Regions from separate parts of the Mus musculus genome. Here region 1 is linked to region 2. A link is a contact called in ENCODE POLR2A ChIA-PET data. All regions are on one chromosome and are shown on one strand. Each heading gives the region's core, a stretch centred on a gene start or an enhancer-like site at or near the end of the contact. The rest is flanking DNA. Distances are from core to core; before and after follow the strand shown.

The links. ChIA-PET counts read pairs that join two places held with the same protein, here RNA polymerase II (POLR2A).
Region 1: POLR2A ChIA-PET joins it to region 2 with 13 read pairs in Patski. The contact joins the promoter of Chac1 here to the promoter of Ino80 in region 2. POLR2A ChIA-PET finds 5 or more read pairs at or near these places in 4 of 5 experiments (Patski and embryonic stem cell).

Annotation. Positions count from the first base shown.
Region 1 is chr2:119,349,983-119,352,682 of GRCm38, reverse strand. It overlaps Chac1 (ChaC, cation transport regulator 1), which reads right to left and starts at 1,441. Exons shown (of 3, transcript NM_026929.4): 1 at 1,047-1,441; 2 at 291-326. The coding sequence starts at 1,280.
Region 2 is chr2:119,476,415-119,479,114 of GRCm38, reverse strand. It overlaps Ino80 (INO80 complex subunit), which reads left to right and starts at 1,428. Exons shown (of 36, transcript NM_026574.4): 1 at 1,428-1,736.

The DNA.
Region 1 (2,700 bases), core at 192-2,691, 130 kb after region 2:
TGACTGGCTGCTGAGCCACCCAGAAGCAATACCCTTCACCCTATTTCCCTTGAGTTTTGTTTATTTTGAGACGTCTCATATAGTACAGGGTGTCTGACCCAGGATTCATTATGTAACCAAGAATAACTCTGAACTCACAGAAATCCATCTTAATAAGACCCTCCCTCAAGTGATTCTCCAAGAAGCATGGAGTAAGCTAGCTACACTTCCACTCTCCCCACACAAGAGCTCTGACCCTCTGCACCCTGATACATCAGACCCCAGGATTCTCTTCTTGACTGCACACTTACCTCACGGTCTTCAAGGAGGGTCACCACTCGGCCAGGCTAGACAGGGAAGAAAGGTTTTGAAAAAGACAAATTAGATATTAGCACTTCCGAAAGGACTATGAATGAACCTTATTGACATGGGGGGCTTGCCTGTCATGCACAAGACCTTAGATTCAATCTCCAGCAACACACACACACACACACACACACACACACACACACACACACACACACACACCTTTAGTCCTGTTGTGACTTGAACCTGTAGTTCCAGCACTTCAGCACCAGAGAGAGAGATTTGTCACAAGTTTGAGGCCACATAGCAAGAAATAGGTAAGATGGAGGAGGGGGAAAAAGAGGGGGGAGAAGAGGAGGAGGAAAAGGAGGAGGAGGAGGAAGAGGAAGAGAAGAACAAGGAGGAAGAGGGAGAGGAAGAGAAGAGGAAGAGGAGGAAGAGGGAAAGGAAGAAGAGGAAGAGAAGGAAGAGGAGGAAAGAGTGCCAGCCTAAGCCCCAAGCCTGGGAGAGGACCTTTCATCGAGTGACATGGAGTGATGGGCAGATGTGGAAGAGACAAACAACGAGCGGCCCAGATTAGTAACCAGCACAAGAATCCACAGGTGCAATCACCAACCTGATTTCCAGGCACACAAATTTAAACCACAAACCAGGTTTACAATTTTCTCTTAGTTAGCCCAGGGTCCCTGCCACTCCAGGATACGAGTGCCCACTCTCCTGCCAACCCCACTCCACTCCTCTGGGCACAGAAGGATGCTCACCATCTTGTCGCTGCCCCTATGGAAGGTGTCTCCCTGCCAGAACCGTCGGCTATAGCCACGAACGAAGCCCACACGGCTGTCACTATAGGCAAAGTCCGGCTTCCACACTAGGGAGCCGTACCCGAAAATCCACAGGGCTTGGGGGTCGCCATCCCCCCAGGAAGGCTGCGCGGATGATGGTGCAGGGGACAGTGAAGGAGGCGGAGTGCTCTGGGATGCGGACTCCTGCTTCATGGTGCCGGGCGCAGGGACGGACCCGGGTGGCCTCCGAGACTGGTCTCCGGCACGGGCACGGAAGGACCGACGGACGCGTACACCTGGCCTGGCACCGATCGGTCGTTCCAGCTGAGTGGTCCCTCCAGAGGCGCTCTTTAAACCCTCCGGCCAGGAAGGCCCTCAGACTGCCTCCAGCTGTCCCTATGATTGGGGCGGGGCAAATCTCTTTCTGGCCAATCACCTTTAGATTTTGCTTCTCGGTTAACCGCGCCGCCCTCCGAGTGGGTACCAGAGCAGCCCGCCCCAGGGCCAACGCGCGTGCTGATTGGTTCGGCTCCTCCTCCCGTGGCAGACCTGGCAGGAGTGATGCAACGGCAGGGAAGGTTTCCCCAGAACTGGCATGCAGCAAGGGCGAGTCAGATTGCGTCAGGCTGCTGGCACCGGGAACGGGCCTTAGAATGGGCGCGGGCACCCGCCGTCTCCCGGGAAGGCCCTCTCAGTGGTCTAAACGGTGTCATCCCTGCAGTCCAGCCGGTGCACCTGGCAGAATCATTGCCGCCCAAAGCAGTGGCCAGTGCAGGGCACGACCAGTAGGAATACTTTGGGCGGCACGAATTCTTGCCTTTGGGGCCCCGCCTAAAAGCACGCACTGCAGAGAAGCTGTTTTGGACACCCTCCGCATTCCACTCTGGTGCCTCATACTGTTGCCCACGTGAACAGCTGGAGAAACTGAGTCACGGGGTGGTAAGGGGTTTTGCAAAGGCTGTAGTTGAGTCAGACTGGTTGGCACAAGCATGCAGGCCTCACGTGACGGCTACACCCGGGCCAAATGTGAGACCCCTGAGTTCAGGCGGGTTAGAAGAAAAGTCAAAACTAGACAGCCTTGGGCAGAGTAGTCACATTGAGGATGACTGTTAGTACCTGTGGTACAAAGCTACAAAGAGAAGAATGCCAGGCCACTTTCACCCCATGGGTACGGGTTTCATTCTCTCTAGCTTGAGATCTTGCAGCAGTGGGCAATTTACATAGGTACCAAAGTTTGGAGAAACGTTGGTTAAGGACAGCACAGAGGACTAAGGGCACCTGCAGCCTTTTCCCATAGCTTCTTGCCAGGCAGTGGGTATGGGCCCTGGCACTGACGTGGGCAACCAGGCACCAGCCATCTCCTTGGAAGTTCCTCTCTGCCTGAACCCTGCAAGAGTCACCATTGGGCTAGGTAGTGGTGTCACACTCCTTTAATCCCAGCACTTGGGAGGCAGAGGCAGGTAGGTGGATTTCTGAATTCCAGGCCAGCCTGGTCTATAGAGTGAGTTCCAGGACAGCCAGGGCTGCACAGAGAAACCCTGTCTCAAAAAATAGAGGGGAAAAAAAAAAAAAAACAGTCACCATTGGCAGGTCTCAGGATCTGTCTCCCCAAGAGCTCACCCTCTCTGGTGGA
Region 2 (2,700 bases), core at 179-2,678:
TATATATCACACGCACACGCCACAGCATGTATGTGGTGGTCTGAGGACAGTAAGCAGGAGTCAGCTCTCTACTTGTACCATGTGGGTTCTGGTCTGGTTATCAGAATTGGTGACAAGTGACTGTGTCTGCTGAGCTGTCTAGCCAGACCCTCTTATAAAGTGTTACTGTTAAACTTTGTGAACATTTAAGGTCTTGTTTACGGACACTTTTTCTCCTGAACTTAAAGCATATCGAGGCCAAGAAACATTAAAAAAAAAAAAAAAAAAAAAAAAAGAGCCGGGCGTGGCAGCGCACGCCTTTAGTCCCAGCAAGCGGATTTCTGAGTTCGAGGCCAGCCTGGTCTACAAAGTGCGGTTCCAGGACAGCCAGGGCTACACAGAAAAACCCTGTCTCGAAAAACAAACAAACAAAAAAAAACAAGACATTTTTTAAATAATCATTTTCTAGACTTTAATTTTAAGCAGTTCAGTTCCAAAGGATGCAACTTGGACCCAACTGGAGTTGCACAAGGCACAGTACAGGCAAAACAGATAATATTAAACAAGCGATTCTTGCAGAAAACGAAAGGGTGAAGTCCAACAATTCTATATACGTCTTGGAAACGAGTGGATTAAGTGCAGAAGACTGCATGATGGCGCACACTGTAACCTCAGTCCTCGGGAGGCTGAGGCAGGAGACATCCCCCGAGCTTGACGCTAGCTAGCCTGGGCTATTAACCAAACCCAGACAAAATAACCATGAAACAACCGCCCCGCCCCGCCCCGCCCGCCCCAGCTCTGCGGTTGCTCGAGTGTGGGCAGGGCGACTCACCCCACTGGGGAAATGGAAAGTGCATGGAAGGTGAAAGCGCCTTCGTGCCAACGGTCTCGGGCCGAAGGGGGACAGTGTCGTCAGGAAGACGACCAGGAGACGTCTCCAAGTTGGCTCTTACAAGGATCCATCCCCGCCCGAGCTGGCCTCGGGGTAGGCCAGCACTACCTGGAGAAAACTTCCAGCGACAACGCCAAGCAGTCCCTCCCACCTGCAGGACCAAAATGAGTCCCTGGTTTTTGGGCGGTTTCCATTGACGTTACTTCCGGAAAAGTAACCTTTCTGTGGCAGTTGCAGGGCCGCTGAGCTCTCGCGACATCTCCTCCCGCGAGATCTGCTTGCTCACTCTAGCGATGACATCCTCCTCCTCCTCCCCGTCGCCTTTCGGCAATCTTCGCCAGTCCCAGCCCCGACCAATCTGCACTCAGATAGTATAGATGAGGGTCTCCCCCAGAACCCCGGTCCGCGCGGGGCGTCGGGCGGCGGCAGCGGGGTACAAGCTGCACGAGGCCGCCCGTAGCGGCACGGTCGGCGGACACGGGCTAGCGACTAGCAGTGGGCGTGGGCGGGGCAGGGCTAAGCCGGCCGAGTACCTGCTCGATTGTTCTGGCCTGGCTATGGCGCCTCTCCTCCCCCCCGCCATGGCTCCCCGTGTCCCTGCTCCGCTCCTCTCAGTGAGTGAAAGTGGCCGCCGCCGCCGCCGGCCCAGCGCCCGCAGCCGCCTCAGCGCCGCCGCCATCTTGGGGTCCCAGGAGCCGCCGAGGGAGCGAGCTAGGAGCGTTCCCGTCCAACGCAGTCACCGTCCCTCGGCCTCCGAGAGCGAAGCGCGGCTCCACAGTCGGCGGGGCGACCCCCCCCTCCGGACCCCGCCCGCCCCCCGCCCCCCCTCCGCCGCCGCCGCGGCGGCGGGGCCCCTCGGCCCGAGGTGAGGTTGAGAAGACGTGGGCGGGTGGACGGAGGGGGTGTCGTGTAGGCCCCTGTGCGCCCCTCTCTGCGGGCGACGACTGGGCCGCTTCTTAAAGGGGCCGTCGCCCCCGGCCCTGGGGTTTGTTGGGGTTAGAGAGGATGGGTGTGGACACTCCCCATAGGGTTGGGACCTCAGAGACCTGGGCCTCGGCTCTCCTGTCGTGTATCTCTGGCTCTCCGGGGTTATGGGTGACCTCGGCCACCCGAGGAAGCCCGTGGAGCACCCACACGTGGGGAGTGTTAGGCCAGGTGCACGTGGGACCCGGTGGGGCGGTGTCGCTCTAACACGTGTGTGGGTTTGGGAGTGGGGAGGGGCAGGGCGGAGGCTTGTCGGGCTGGACCAGGAACCGGACGAGGGTTCTACCTGTCAATTCAAACGAATGAGATCTATGGACTGGATAGAGTATCAGTTTAATGGGGAGCGAGCCACGGTTACGGGCGAATGATGCAAGTTGCTAGTTGGTGTTAGACGGGGACAGGCTAACACGTGCACAGACTTAGAAATGTGTCTGTGACAGCACTTCTGGGTTTTCGAGGCGTTTGCAGTGCGTCTCAGCAAGTGTCATCTTACTTTGACAATTCCTTCTTGAGCTTGCTGATGAAAAGTACTACTTCCGTAATCACGGAGGATGGAAGCCCCCTACAGTTTAGAAGTTGGATATTGCCGAAGAAGGCGTTTAACTATTTTAGTTCAGAACCAACTGTGCTCAGGACTCTTTGATTTACATTCTTGTACTTCTTAGGACTCGGGAAGGAATTTGGAGGTTGAACTCCTTAAAACATCGCTGATGATCAGCTTAGTTTTCCCAGTTAGTGATCCATGATTTACATCCCTAATTTTCACTGTGGGTTATTGATGCTTCCTTTCTTCCGGTCGTGTCTTTTTTTTTTTTTTTTTTTTTCTTTTTCCTGTTTGTTTTTTG